Regions from separate parts of the Homo sapiens genome. Here region 1 is linked to region 2. Evidence: read pairs that join two places in POLR2A ChIA-PET (ENCODE). Cell type or tissue: GM12878. All regions are shown on one strand. Links, peaks and the distances in the headings refer to the core of each region. The heading gives the core; the rest is flanking DNA. Region 1 holds the start of LOC124902338 (small nucleolar RNA SNORD62). Region 2 overlaps GRIN1 (glutamate ionotropic receptor NMDA type subunit 1).

What was found. Peaks named below come from ENCODE experiments on the same cell type or tissue, not always from the same donor. Only the 100,000 strongest peaks of a DNase experiment are listed, where the experiment ranks them.
Region 1: POLR2A ChIA-PET joins it to region 2 with 10 read pairs; 6 of 35 experiments call an interaction of 5 or more read pairs at or near these places.

What each region holds. Positions count from the first base shown.
Region 1 is chr9:137,089,894-137,100,365 of GRCh38, forward strand. MAN1B1 (mannosidase alpha class 1B member 1) reads left to right here. Exons shown (of 13, transcript NM_016219.5): 4 at 6,344-6,498; 5 at 7,935-8,044; 6 at 9,803-9,988. It overlaps LOC124902338 (small nucleolar RNA SNORD62), which reads left to right and starts at 4,452; the gene lies at 4,452-4,537. RefSeq lists an enhancer at 6,095-6,224. In GM12878, for the core only: a CTCF peak has its summit at 5,905 (motif pointing right); a DNase peak (open chromatin) is centred at 6,068; H3K4me3 peaks cover 974 bases; H3K27ac peaks cover 1,272 bases.
Region 2 is chr9:137,148,606-137,153,605 of GRCh38, forward strand. GRIN1 (glutamate ionotropic receptor NMDA type subunit 1) reads left to right here. Exons shown (of 20, transcript NM_007327.4): 4 at 404-504. Among named protein-coding and RNA genes, the nearest start is that of GRIN1, 12 kb to the left of the region's middle. RefSeq lists an enhancer at 2,826-3,145. In GM12878, for the core only: no CTCF peak of the experiment used is centred there; DNase peaks (open chromatin) are centred at 1,996, 2,204 and 2,836; H3K4me3 peaks cover 1,267 bases; H3K27ac peaks cover 1,788 bases.

The DNA.
Region 1 (10,472 bases), core at 3,024-8,023, 56 kb before region 2:
GAGGCGCCATGGAGACCTTGGTGGGCAGGTGGTGCCAGGATCAGAGTCTGCCAGGGGAGACAGGTTTTAGGAGTCCCTAGGTATAGGTGGTTTGTGTCCTCTGGAAACGTTGGAAGAAGGGGCCAGGCCTAGTCCTGGGCACCACCAGGCTGAGAAGATTGGGGTCAGGGAGGAGGGCAGGGGGAGTGGAGACTGGGGATGGGTCAGGAGGCAGCTGGAGAACCAGGAAAACGTCCTGTCAGTGAAGGTTTGGTTCAGGAAGAACAGCCAAATCCCCGACACCGTTGAGAACACCAGGGTGGTGCTGACTCTGGTGTGGCTGCTCGGAACCCTTAGAAGGCCCTTAGGGTGTTAGTTACTGTTGTTGGTACATCTGTGATTGTGTCTAGCAGGTGTGGGAGTGCCTTGGGAGCTTCACCTGTGGCCAGAGTCCTCAGCGCCAGGTGGACTTCCCTGCAGGGCTGTGACAGGGACAGACAGCGCTTTCTAACAGTGGCCTTGGGAGTGGTAACCTGCCGAGGAACAGCTCCTGGGCTGGGGAGCTGGAGGCAGGCTGCTGCCCACTGGCTAAGGATCTCAGCAAGAGGGGCATTGGGGCATTGGCCCCCATGAGCTTGGGCCACCCTCAGACTGCCGTGGGGGTGTTTTGATTTTTTTTTTTTTCGAGGCGGAATCTCACTCTGTCGCCCAGGCTGGAGTGCAGTGGTGTGATCTCAGCTCACTGCAACCTCCGCCTCCCGGGTTCAAGTGATTCTCCTGCCTCAGCTTCCCGAGTAGCTGGGATTACAGGCGCCCGACACCACGCACAGCTAACGTTTGTATTTTTAATAGAGACGTGTTTCACTATGTTGGTCAGGCTGGTCTCGAACTCCTGACCTCTTGATCTGCCCACCTCAGCCCCCCAAAGTGCTGGGATTACAGACATGAGCCACCATGCCCGGCCCTTTGATTTCTTTAACAAGAAAATGTGTCCTTTTAAAATTTCTATAAGCTCAATAGAGAGGGGATGGACAGTACCAAAAAGCAGAAGGAAGCAAACCCACATTCTCCTTTCAAAGGCAGCATTCCTGTCGCTGAGCAGCTTCTCCAAGGGTGGTCTAGCCGGGCAGAGGGTGTAGGGTGGGAATTGGCCCCTAGAAGGTGCCGTGCCTGATGGGAGAGTCCTGCTCTTGATTGGCCATGGGGCCACTGCTCCACACTCTTCGGTGTGAGGATTTCTGCCTTTGACCAAGGTCTTTGTCTACAAATTGAATTTTCCTGACTGGAAAGCCGACAGGTGCTTCCTTTCCTTCTTTGGTCCTTCGTCTCCTTTGCATATGGAGTATCGTAACTGCCTGAGAGCAGACTGTGGTATTTTTTCCATTGAAAGATGTGTTTCCACCACTCACAAGTGACCCATAAGCCAGCACCTAGTGTCCAGGAGCAGCTGGGGTGGTGGATGGTGAATATTTCTGTCTTTCTCAAGCATTGACTTGGAGACATCCTGCCCTCCAGGGATCACTTGCACTGCCTCTCCTGTTCAGACCCTGGCACTTGTCTAGACCTGGTTAGGGATGAGGCTGTGTTTAGGCCAGATCCCTTTCTGTTAACGTTTTACTTTGGTTGAGTTCAAATTTTTTTGTTTTATATTTTTTTTTTTTTTTTTTTTTTTGAGACAGAGTCTTCCTCTGTTTCCCAGGCTGCAGTGCAGTAGCGCAATCTCAGGTCACTGCAAGCTCCACCTCCCGGGTTCATGCCATTCTCCTGCCTTGGCCTCCTGAGTAGCTAGGACTACAGGTGCCCGCCACCACGCCCGGCTAATTTTTTGTATTTTTAGTAGAGACGGGGTTTCACCGTGTTAGCCAGGATGGTCTTGATCACCTGACCTCGTGATCTGCCCGCCTCAGCCTCCCAAAGTGCTGGGATTACAGGCGTGAGCCACCACGCCCGGCCTTAAAATTATTTAATAGAGATGAGGTCTCACTATGTTGCCCAGACTGGTCTCCAACTCCTGAGCTGAAGTGATCCTCCTGCCTCAGTCTCCTGAAATGCTGGGATCACAGGCATAAGACACCACACCTGTCTGATTTCAAATGTTATAGGGGCTTAGGAGAGAAAATGGGAACATTGAGAAGGTATAAAGGGGAATACACAGCCACACATTACCCCTGTTCCCAGTCCAACTCTTGAAACACTTGGTATATGTCTTTCAATTTATGTGGCTGGGTATGGTGGCTCACACCTGTAATCCCAGCACTTTCAGAGGCCAAGGCAGGCAGATTGCTTACGCCCAGTCTGGGTAACACGGTGAGACCACCATCTCTACCAAAAAAAAAAAAAATTAGCCAGGCACGACATGCCTATAGTCCCAGCTACCTGGGAGGCTGAGGTGGGAGGATCGCTTAAGCCAGGGAGGTTGAGGCTACAGTGAGCTATGATCCAGCCTGGATGACAGGGAGACCCTGTCTCAAAAAATAATAATAATAATTTTATTTGGATAAACACATGTATACATCATTGAGGGTTAGGGGCTGGATTGGTATTTGGATACACACGTGTGTACGTAATTGAGGGTTAGGGGCTGGATTGGTCCCTGTTTCTTTTTTTATGCACATGAGAATATTCCCTTTCATACAGATTTTTATAGCTCTTCTCCATTGCTTGGATAAACCATCATTTTCTAAATCATTTATCTGTTGATTCTTTCTTCATTTGTAAATGTCCCCATTACATCCGTTGTACGTAAACTATTAAGAGTTAAAGGTTGTGAAGATTTTGATGTCCTATGACGTGTATCATGACAAACTATTCCCGAATTTGCTTCCCCTGCTACGGTGCTGAGAGTAGCAGTCAGTGGTGCCATGGCAGCACTGGGCATTCTCGTGTCGGCAATGTTTCCAATGCAACAGTCAGAAACTGGCGCCTGCTTTTCGTGGATGCTTGTGTGTCTTGCCTAGAAGCAGGGACACTTACAGGAGGGGAGAGGTGATGAACGGCCCTATGTGCTCCCATCCCGGAAGCTGTCCGTGTCCTTTGATGAGTCTTAGGACTTTTATATTTTCCTTTATTATTGGTATTCCCTTTATTATTAGTATGACTGTTGTGAGTTAGAATATTTCATCCTTTACCAAGTATGCTTCTTATGACTTCATCCGGCTTAGAAATTAGTTTTAGAGAACTTTGCTATATAGTAGCAGTAATCAATTAGAAAATGTTATTGAAAAGAGATCTCAGGAGGTTGCAGTGGCTCACACCTGTAGTCCCAGCACTTTGGGAGGCCGAGGCAGGCGGATCACTTGAGGTTTGAGGTCAGGAGTTTGAGACCAGCCTGGCCAACATGGTGAAACCCCATCTCTACTAAAAATACACAAATTAGCCAGGCGTGGTGGTGCGCACCTGTAATCCCAGCTACTCAGCAGGCTGAGGCCTGAACTGGGAGGTGGAGGCTGCAGCAAGCGGAGTTCGCACCACTGCATTCCAGCCTGGGTGATAGTGAGACTCAGTCTCGAAAAAGAAAAGAAAAGTGATCTCCATCACAATCACAAGAAAAGAATGCCACCAAGTCCGTAGGAGTAATCCTGATACTAAAATATATAAAGTCAGTATAAATAAAAGTACAACACTCAAGGTATTTGAAAAGACCTAAATAAGTAGACATTTTATTCTTCTGCTGTGAAGATTTAAGCAGTGGCTCACGCCTGTAATCCCAACACTTTGGGAGGCTGAAGCGGGTGGATCACAAGGTCAGGAGATTGAGACCATCCTGGCTAACACAGTGAAACCCCGTCTCTACTAAAAATACAAAAACAAAATTAGCCGGGCGTGGTGGCAGGCACCTATAGTCCCAGCTACTCGGGAGGCTGAGGCAGGAGAATGGCGTGAACCTGGGAGGCGGAGGTTGCAGTGAGCCGAGATCGCGCCACTGCACTCCAGCCTGGGCGACAGAGCAAGACTCTGTCTCAAAAAAAAGAGAAAAGATTTAAGTTCTCCCTAAATTCATCTGTAAATCCATTGACTCCCTATCAAAATTCCAACCTCTGTTTTTAAAGATGATTTTAAAATTCATATGGAAAGAAAATTTGGGAGTAAAACTCAGATGAACTTCCCTACAAGATCATAAAACTGTGATCATTGAACCCATGGTGATTTTTTTTTTTTTTGAGACAGAGTCTCACTCTGTTGCCCAGGCTGGAGTGCAGTGGCACAATCTCCACTCACTGCAACCTCCACGTCTCGGGTTCAAGTGATTCTCCTGCCTCAGCCTCCCAAGTAGCTGGGATTACAGGGATGTGCCACCACGCCCGGCTAACTTTTTGATTTTTTGTAGAGGTGGGGTCTCACTTTGTTACCCAGGCTGGTCTGGAACTCCTGGGCTCAGGTGATCCTCCTGCCTCGGCCTCCCAAAGTGCTAGGATTACAGATGTGAGCCACTGCACCTGACCCTCGTAACGGTGATTTTTAAGACTAGGTGATCTTAGTGACATAATTCTAATAGTTTGTTCCGACCTTCCACTGTGGACTCAATAGCAGGGAGATGAAGAGGACAGTGATTGCATGACCTGGTGGAGAAGAGACTAGAGAAACACAGTGGAACTAGTGGCTCACATCTGTCATCCCAGCACTTTGAGAGGCCGAGGCAGGCAGATTGCTTGAATGCAGGAGTTCGAGACCAGCCTGAGCAACATAGTGAGACCCCATCTCTATTAAAAAAAAAAACAGGCTGGGGCCAGGCATAGTGGCTCATGCCTGTAATCCCAGCGCTTTGGGAGGCTGAGACGGGTGGATTGCTTGAGACCAGGAGTTCAAAACCAGCCTGGCCAACATGGTGAAATCCTGTCTCTACTAACAATACAAAAAATTAACCTGGAGTGGTGGCGGGCGCCTGTAATCCCAGCTACTCAGGAGTCTGAGGCAGGAGAATCACTTGAACCCAGGAGGCAGAGGTTGCAGTGAGCCAAGATCACGCCACTGCACTCCTGCCTGGGCAACAAGAGTAAAACTCTGTCTCAAAAAACAAACAAACAAAAAAAACAGGCTGGGCATGGTGGCTCATGCCTGTAATCCCAGCACTTTGGGAGGCTGAGGTGGGTAGATCACCTGAGGTCAGGAGTTCGAGACCAGCCTGGCAAACATGGTAAAACCCCATTTCTACTAAAGATACAAAAATTAGCCAGGTGTGGTGACACGCGCCTGTAATCCCAGCTACTTGGGAGGCTGAGGCAGGAGAATCGTTTGAACCCAGGAGGTGGAGGTTGCAGTGAGCCAAGATTGCACCATTGCACTCCGGCCTGGGTGACAAAACAAGACTCTGACTGGGATTACAGGCGTGCGCCACCACGCCTGGCTAATTGTTCGTAATTTTAGTAGAGATGGTGTTTCACCATGTTGCCCAGGTTGGTCTTGAACTCCTGACCTCAGGTGATCCACCTGCCTCCCAAAGTGCTGGGATTACAGACGTGAGCCACCGTGCCCAGCCATAAGTAAGCATTCTTTCCTTTTTTAAAAAAAAAAAAAGTGGAGCAATCTAAATATCCATCAGTAAAGAAGTACAAAATTATGGCTTGTGCCGGGCATGTTGGCTGCAACCTGTCATCCCAGCACTTTGGGAAGCCAAGGCAGGAGGAATTCGTGAGGCCAGGAGTTTAAGACCAGCCTGGGCAACATAAGGAGACCCTGTCTCTATAGTAATAATAATAATAAAAATTAAGGTTTGGTAATACCACAGAAAACTGAGGCCATAGGAGAGAATGGATTTGCCTCTAGACTCACGTAGGAGGACCTAAGCCTCAGTCCGTGACACGGTCTGCAGCTTTCCCACGCTCCTGTTCACGTGGGGAAGGGAGCAGAGGACGGGGCTCTGTGCCTGCAGGTGTGGAAACAGGGAACAGGGTGGTGGGGGCTGGCTAGAAGGCCCGCATCACACAGCAGGGGGCGCCTGGCAAGGGGAACCCAGCTCCATATGTCATCGGAAGCTTTGTGCTTTGTAGTGAGGATGTGGGTGCCTGCCTCACTTTGCAGATGACTGTGCGGGAGGCCTGGGGACCCAGAGGTGTTGCTGGAGCTGGTGTTTACTGCAGCCCTTTGTTATTAACGCTTTAGGACCTGTGAGAGTTTGGAAATATTCCCACCGTGGGAGGGGCTTAAGCGTTTTGTCTGGGGCCGTTTAGCCAGTCGGCAGTGTCCCCAGGCTCCTAAGGAGCTGTCTTCTGAAGCTGCCTGTCGTATTGAAAAACGAAAGTAATTTAGTCAGAGGTCAGAAGCTCAGTCTGTGAGGTGTGGGCTGCACCTGAGGGCGTCCCATAGAGGGAAAGAAGGGCAGCTCGCAGACACCCCGTGATTTCCTGTGTGACCAATTTCTCTACAGAAGACACAAAGACACATCCAGCGGGGACCACCTCACCTGCAGATTAGACCCCCAAGCCAAGACCTGAAGGATGGGACCCAGGAGGAGGCCACAAAAAGGCAAGAAGCCCCTGTGGATCCCCGCCCGGAAGGAGATCCGCAGAGGACAGTCATCAGGTACAGAGCGCAGGGCAGGCTGCACGCCGCCGCTCAGGGCTTGATGTTCCGAAAAACAAGATTGCGGAAACGCATTGTGTCTGAGATCTATTTTCCTTTGAAACTGACAGTGTATGCTCTGTAATCTGTCCTCATTAACCTTAGATTACAGAATCGAATTTTTAAAACTGGAGGTCAGAGCTAAATTAGGTCCCCGATAATGTCCTCATGGTATGCAGTAACATTTCAGAATGTTTTGTGTGCGTGTGAAGGGTGCACAGGTGCGTGGGGATGGGGAGCCAGGCTCAGAGGTGGACGCTGGCTGCCTGGGCCACCTCCTTTCCCGAGCCCCATCTGGTCGAGCAGAGAGCAGAGGGAGAGGGAGTTGCCCGGTGCCCAGGCTCCCAGAGTGCTGTCCTCTGCCCGGTTCGTCAAGTCCAGGTAGTGGATCCCAGTGGAGCTTCGGTGCTGGAGGCGTCTCTGCCTCGTTTCCGGCTCCATGTTACGCTCTTAGAAACGGAGTTGATTGTGGTTGAGGCGGAAGGAAGGGTTCCCCGCAGACGTCCTCTCTCTTCTACAAAGTGTGGGCAGAGCCAGGGCCAGTGAGGGCTGCTGTGCAGGAGTGGCCTGAGACAAGCGCTGTCCGCCGTGAGAGATGGGCTCCGAAGAAACGGGCCCAGAGGCCCTGAACTCAAGCGCGTGGTGAGAGGCGTGGACATGTGCATGTGAGGGGTCCTCACGGCCAGGAGGAGAATTTGAGGGCCACTGTGCTCTAGTTAGCGTTGGCATGAATGCAAGGACGCTTTACTTCCAGAGCAAAAGAGGATTTGACCTCAGCTTGTCAAAAGTGCCACGTTTGTACTCCCAGCATGTAAGCCATCTGTGGTTGTAAGAGGCCTTTTGCTGATCCTGGGACAGATTCACCACAGGGCCCCAAGAGAACGCTCGGGCCCAGCCACAGTTAGGAGGTTGCGCGGCAAACCCTCTACACAACCTCATAGCTGTTCCTGATGGCCATTGGACAGAACTCGATGGGGAGTTTGAGTGGCCATGCGTCTCGTGTGTAGGGACAGCCCCCGTCTGTGTGGCCATCCTGGCATCTTGGGGCCACCTCACTGTCACTAGTGCTCCTGTTTGGATGAAAGATTCTCTACTCCTCCACCATAGAGGCCCCCCGCCTCCGGCCTCTGCAGAGGGATTTCTCACGATTCTCCAAGCTCTGGTCTCTGACCTCAGGCCAGCCTTGACCCTGGAGCAGTGCTGTGGTCTTGGCTCTCAGGCACGGGAGCTCAGGACTGAACTGTGTGTTTCCTGCCACTCAGCAGCCTGCACCTCAGGATGATGGGGCCGCTTTGGGTGCAGGGCTGTGCCTTGGCCGTGGGTATGGAGCGTGGGGGTGGGAAACATGGAGCCACAAATGTTTGACGGCAGCTGACACCCTTCCTTCTCCCCCGAAGCTGGAGGGGAGCGGTGATCGAGCCTGAGCAGGGCACCGAGCTCCCTTCAAGAAGAGCAGAAGTGCCCACCAAGCCTCCCCTGCCACCGGCCAGGACACAGGGCACACCAGGTGAGGCCACACCTGCACCCCTTCCTCCCCGGGCGCTCAGGGGCTGGTGGCTGATGGGTGCAGGCTTCGTCTCAGCCATGGTGGGTGGCGCCCCCGCCCTGGTGTGCACCTTGCCCTTCAGCATCCCCCTGTTGTCTGAGTCCTCACAGGCTCTGCAACCTTGGTGACACCATGTGGCTCTTGGCCTGCTGTCCCTGAGCACATGGCTGCAGAAGAAGGTGTGTCTGAGAGGTTTGTGTCTGGGCCAGGCTGCCCCACGGGATCCCTGGAGACTGCTGCCCGTGCTGTGTCCCCTGTCTCGGCCTGGCCAGTCCCAGGCAGCTCTGGGGGCCACTTCATTCTCAGCACCGTTTGTTGGGGGCCTCCCAGGTGCGGGCCTTCGGCCAAGCTCAGTGCATGACCTGAGGCCTCTTTCAACCTCATGACACCCTCTGACACGATAAGCCACTCACCCTCCCGTTCTCCAGACTGAAAAGCAGGGCTGAGGACAGCCACCCCCAGAGTCGTTTGCTTGTCTGTGGGGGCTCATGGCAGGTCGCTGAGTCTGGAGCCCTGCTCTCATCATGCCCCCCAGGTGTCTCTGAGGTGGGGAGGGAGCCCAGAGCCAGGACTCCCAGCCCCGGGCCTGTGAGGGATGTGTAGCAATCTCTGCGGCATCAATGAGGGCAGAGGCAGAGGCAGAGGCATAGACATGCCATGAGCACAAGGAGGCCTCAGAACCTTTCCTGAGAGGACGTGTGGTTTGGTGCCGTTACACACGTGTCAATCCACACATTAGTCAATGTTGGCCGGGCGTGGTGGCTCACACTTGTAATCCCAGCACTTTGGGAGGCTGAGGTAGAAGGATCTCTTGAGTCCAGGAGTTCAAGACCAGCCTGGACAACACAGTGAGGCCCCATCTCTACAAAAAAAAAAGAAATTTATATATATGTGTATATTTGAGACAGAGTCTTGCTTTGTCACTTCACTGCAACGTCTGCCTTCTGGGTTCAAGCAAGTCTCCTGCCTCAGCCTCCCTAGTAGCTGGGATTATAGGCACCCGCCACCACACCTGGCTAATTTTTGTATTTTTAGTAGAGACGGGGTTTCGCGATGTTGGCGAGGCTGGTCTCAAACTTCTGACCTCAGGTGATCTGCCCACCTCGGCCTCCCAGAGTACTGGGATTACAGGCGGGAGCCACCGTGCCCAGCCAAAAAAATTTAAAAAAAGGGAACGAAGGGACTGTAGCGCGTGTGCACAGTGCGATTCCCGTGGAGCACCTGAAGCCCACGTGGCAGAAGGAGCGTGTTTGAGTCGAGGATGTTCATCGCGAGGTCTGCACCCGTCCGTGTTTCACATTCTGAGTTGGCACCACACTCACCCACGTCTCCACAGGCTGTGCTCACTGTGCTGTCCCAGCGCCCTTGGGGCAGCCACCCTTGTCCCTTTGGCCAGAGGCCACCGAGGCCCAAGGAGGGTGTGCCTGCCCAGGCGCCAGGTGGAGGTGCATGGGCCCCAGTCAGGTGGTCGGGTGACAGGTGCCATCCTGTGCAGTCTCCAGAGGTCTCAGGCCCTTGGCAGGCTGTGTTCTCCCTGGGGGCTGCTGCAGCCTCTGTGGCCCTGGCCTTTGCTGTGCCCACCACCGCCCTTCCCGTCGTCCCAAACCCACCGTCATCTTTGCCCCATGGGGGTCACAGCAGTGCTCTGCCTGAGGGTGTCCATCTGTGCCGACGCCAGGACCACGTCCGCCATGGCCTGTGCTCTCTCCCCCCTACTAGTGCATCTGAACTATCGCCAGAAGGGCGTGATTGACGTCTTCCTGCATGCATGGAAAGGATACCGCAAGTTTGCATGGGGCCATGACGAGCTGAAGCCTGTGTCCAGGTCCTTCAGTGAGTGGTTTGGCCTCGGTCTCACACTGATCGACGCGCTGGACACCATGTGGATCTTGGGTCTGAGGAAAGGTACCTGGTGCTTTCTGGGGAGGGGCTGAGCCCTCCGTGTGGGCCTCGTGTGCTGAGGCAGAGTGTGGGTTGCACACGGGGTGAAAGCTGCTGTTTGCATCTGACCATGGGTTTTCCCTTCTCCTGGGTGCGGGAGTGGACGTGTTGGCTGTGGTCAGTTCCTGTTCTTGTCCAGCCACCCAAGGCACACACAGGGCCGCTGTCCCCAGACCTCTGCAGGAGTTGAGTGTGGACTCTTTGGGGGACGTCCAAGGGACATTCCCAGGCTGTGCTTCTCTTGCAGCTGGGGGTGGTGGGATGAGTGACTGTGGGGCCCCGCTGGTCCCAGATCTCAGCAGCATCCTTCATAGACCAGCACATCCACTTTGAATTGGGAGTATGTGTCTTCGGTTATTTAAGCGATAATTTAAACATTTGCCTAATTTTTTGAATAGGTTGAAGACCACCAGTAAACGACGTGTGTAATTTTTTTGGGTCGTAGCCT
Region 2 (5,000 bases), core at 1-5,000:
GTTTTGGAAAAGTCAGCCCCATCTCTTTTCCTGGTTGCATTCCAAAACTCTTTTCTGTTTCCCGTCCGCTGCACGCCTCCTGAGTCTGGGTCCACTTCAGCTTGCATGCTCAGTGCAAAGATGAGGACAGGAGTGAGGTGGAGAGAGAGATCCAGAGAGAGCAGAGAGAGCACAGAACGAGCACAGGTGAGCGCGCAGGCTGAAGACAGGACAGGACCGGAGAGGCGAGGCCAGGCCAGGCAAGGACTGAGGAAGGCAGGCGGAGGCGCAGGTGGCAGGCGCAGACCATGGCAGCCCTAGCTAAGCTGCCTCGGGGTTCCCAGCGGCTCCGGCCCAACTCTCACCCCTGAGGCGCTATGTCCCCTGCCCCAGCCGCCTGCTAACACTCTTGCTCACACCGCAGGCAGAGAAGGTGCTGCAGTTTGACCCAGGGACCAAGAACGTGACGGCCCTGCTGATGGAGGCGAAAGAGCTGGAGGCCCGGGTCATCATCCTTTCTGCCAGGTGAGGCTGGGCAGGGCCCTACACACTCCACACAGGATGGTACCTGAGCCAAGTACCCGCCATCTGAGCCAGAGCTGGGACATTGTTGGGCACAGTGACCTTCAGCTTCCAAAGCACCTTCACCAAGGACAGCCACCCCCACCCCCACCCGCACCCACACTCCTATCGGCATGGCTGATGTGACACCCTCCATCTGTCCCTCCCTTCCTGGGCCCTTCCCCATTCCACAGTCACATGCTGCTGCTGCCCTGAGCTGGGCTGTGGGAGAGGGATATGGAAGAGACCCTGCCCTTGGGAAGCCCCGCAACTCAAGGGGGCAAACCTGTGCAAACAAGGCCCAGGCCTGGGGCCAGGGACTAGGCCCAGGGAAGTGATGTGCAGGTGTGCCAGGCGAAAAGGCCCACAGCAGGGAGAGGGCCAGATTTCCCAACTGAAGGATTGCAACAGCTGCAGCAGTAGCTTAGGGGGAAATCAGTTAGGTACCCGGGAAATCAAGCTGCTCTGGACAGGTCCGGTGCCACAGAGCAACCTTGGGGTGGAGCCCACTGTAAAAAGCTCCCTATTTGCAAATGGCTAGGTTCTCCCGGGAAGGAAAAGCCTGGGTGACTGGGAATAGGAAAAGCAAGAGTGGGGAAGGGCAGGGTGAGGAGCCTTGCCCCATGGGACAGCCAAAACCCCACTGTCCCTGACCTAAAAGCTCTGCTAGGCTCCAACAGAGCGGAGCAAAACAGCAGTGAAACACCCGGAGGAACACAGCCCAGCCCTCCAGCCCTGCATATGGGAAAGAGCCGGCGACACTCTCAGTCCCAGGGCAGACCACCATTTCCACGGTCCATCAAATGACCCTCTAGCACGGAGACAGATGCAGCCCCCTCACCAGGGCAGAACGCAGGGTGGGGCCAGCCAGGGCTCCTCGGACTAGAAGGCAGGAATCTCCCCAGCCCAAGGTAGGGTTGTTGCTTAGAGCTGCCCACGGGGCCTTACATGCTCCTCCTGCAGCTGCTATAAAAAGGCACTAATCGTCCCCCATTACGCCCCCTGCACTCGGCTTTAAGCTCACAGGTCACTTGTCCACTCCACTCATCCAACTGCAAGCCCCAGGGAGGGTTGGCCTGGGCTCCAGGAAAAAAGATTTTTAAAGACGTGACCAGGCAAAGTCCCAAGGGTATGCACAGGTCCCAAAGAAGGAATGCCCCGCCCAGGGAAAGACCCGCCCAGAAAAAAAGACCCGCCAAGGGAAAGCTCCGCCCAGAAAAAGACCTGCCCAGGGAAAGCCCCGCCCAGAAAAAAGGTCCTCCCAGGGAAAGCCCCACCCAGGGAAAGCTCCACCCAGATAAAAGCCCGCCCAGGGAAAGCCCCGCCCAGAAAAAAAGATCCGCCAAGAGAAGTCTCCGCCCAGATAAAAGCCCCGCCCAGAAAAAGACCCGCCAAAGGAAAGCCCAGCCCAGAAAAAAGACCTGCCCAGGGAAAGCCCCACCCAGGGAAAGCTCCGCCCAGATAAAAGCCCGCCCAGGGAAAGCCCCGCCCAGAAAAAAGACCAGCCCAAGGAAAGCTCCGCCCAGGGAAAGCCCCGCCCAGAAAAAAAGACCTGCCCAGGGAAAGCTCTGCCCAGATAAAAGCCCGCCCAGGGAAAGCCCCGCCCAGAAAAAAGACCAGCCCAAGGAAAGCCCTGCCCAGAAAAAAGACCGCCCAGGGAAAGCCCCGCCCAGAAAAGACCCGCCCAGGAAAAGCTCTGGCCAGATAAAAGCTCAGCCCAGGGAAAGCCCCGCCCATAAAAAAGCCCCGCCCAGATAAAAGCCCTGCCCAGCGAAAGCCTCGCCCAGGGAAAGCCCCACCCAGAAAAAGACCCGCCCAGGGAAAGCCCAGCCCAGAGAAAAGACCCGCCCAGGGAAAACTCTGCCCAGATAAAAGACCCGCCCAGGGAAAGCCCCGCCCAGAAAAAGTCCCGCCCAGGGAAAGCCCCGCCCAGAAAAAAAACCCGCCCAGGGAAAGCCCCGCCCAGAAAAAAGTCGCGCCCGGGGAAAGCCCTGCCCAGAAAAAGTCCCGCCCAGGGAAAGCCCCGCCCAGGGAAAGACCCGCCCAGAAAAAAGTCCCGCCCAGAAAAAAGTCGCGCCTGGTGAAAGCCCTGCCCAGAAAAAAGACCAGCCCAGGGAAAGCCCCTCCCAGAAAAAAAGACCCGCCCAGGAAAAAGCTCTGGCCAGATAAAAGCTCCGCCCAGGGAAAGCTCCGCCCAGGGAAAGCCCCGCCCAGAAAAAAAGCCCCACCCAGGGAAAGCCCAGCCCAGAAAAAGACCCGCCCAGGGAAAACTCCACCCAGAAAAAAGACCAGCCCAGAGAAAGCCCAACCCAGAAGAAAGCCCCACCCAGGGAAAGCCCCGCCCAGGGAAAGCTTCACCCAGAGAAATTCCCACTTAGAGAAATTCCCACTCAGAGAAAGCCCCACCCAGAAACGTGCCACCCAGGGAAAGCCCCACCCAGTGAAAGCCCCTACCAGAAAAAGCCCCGCCCAGAAAAAGCCCCTCTTAGAGAAAGCCCCGCCAGACTCTCAGAAGTTAATTTCCTTTTTCGTTGTTTTGAGAGGGAGTCTTGCTTTGTCACCCAGGCTGGAGTGCAGTAGTACAATCTCAGCTCACTGCAACCTCTGCCTCCTGGGTTCAAGCGATTCTCCTGCCTCAGCCTCCCGAGTAGCTGGGACTACAGGCACAAGCCACCACACCCGGCTAATTTTTGTATTTTTAGTAGAGACGGGGTTTCACCATGTTGGCCAGACTGGTCTCGAACTTGTGGCCTCTTTTTTTTTTTTTTTTTTTTTCTTTGAGATGGAGTCTCACTCTGTCACCCAGGCTGGAGTGCAGTGGCTCGATCTCGGCTCATTGCAAGCTCCACCTCCCGGGCTCACGCCATTCTCCTGCCTCAGCCTCCCAAGTAGCTGGGACTACAGGCCCCTGCCACCACGCCCTGCTACTTTTTTGTATTTTTAGTAGAGACGGGGTTTCACCATGTCAGCCAGGATGGCCTCAATCTTCTGGCCTCATGATCTGCCCGCCTCGGCCTCCCAAAGTGCTGGGATTACAGGAGTGAGCCACCGTGCCCAGCCACTTGTGGCCTCTTCTGTTATTTTCTGAATTGTTTACACTTCCCTTACTCATCACAGAGCTTGAGAGAAATTCTGTAGCTGTGATGGGATAAAAGGATGGATGGGCAGGTGAACAAATGGACAGACAGCTGGCTGGGAAGTGGAATTTCTTCATCCAAGATGGGTCAACTCAAGGAATCGATTGCCCTAAAACATACCTGTTCCACTGTTGGCCACTTTTGCAATAGACAAGTTCACATCAAGCTAGACCTGCCTGATCCCTACATTCTAACTGGAGTGACCAACAGGACACGGGAGAGAAAACCACATACAAAACCAATCCACAGAACCCCGCCATGCCCAGGTCCCCACAGAGAGGGGAGGGGGCGTTTTCTCCACTTTTTTTTCTCGGCCTGTGAGCCCCTGAGCCGTGCACTGCGGTCCCACAGGTTGACCCCGCGTTGCCAGCCTCAGGGCCAAGGTCACGTTTCCAGACATGGCCCTAAGAAAAAGGCCAGCCCAGGGGAAGGGACATGGTCAGGGCACACAGGAACCACGTGCATACCACACATCCATGCCCATGAGCACACACCACACACCACATGTGTATGCACATACCATACACACGTGCACAAATGCATGTATACACACTATAGTCACACCATGCATACATCTCTACCCACACATGCAGAATCATGTACAGGTCATACACAACACACACGCATGTATGCACATGCCATATACACACCACATGTACCATGCATACACCATACACACATGTGCGCAAATGCATGTACACACACCATCACACCACTCATACATCTCTACTCACACATGCAGAATCATGTACAGGTCATACACAACACATACACGTGCACACATGCCATATACACACCACGTGTACACACATGCACCATGCATACACCACACACACACGTGCACAAATGTATGTACACACACCATAGTCACACCACTCATAGATCTCTACCCACACATGCACCATCATGTACAGGTCACACACAACACATACACATGTGCACACATGCCACATACCACGTGTACACACATGCACCATGCATACACCATACACATGTGCACAAATGTATGTACACACACCATAGTCACACCATGCATCATCTCTACCCACACATGCAGAATTGTGTATAGGTCATACACAACACATACGCATGTATGCACATGCCACATACACACCACATGCTCCATGCATACACACACAAATGTATGTACGCACCATAGTCACACTACACATACATCTCTACCCACACATGCACCATCATGTACAGGTCATACACAACACATACACATGTGCACACATGCCATATACCACATGTGTACACACATGCACCATGCATACACCATACACACGTGCATCTACACATACAGATACAGGCACACACACC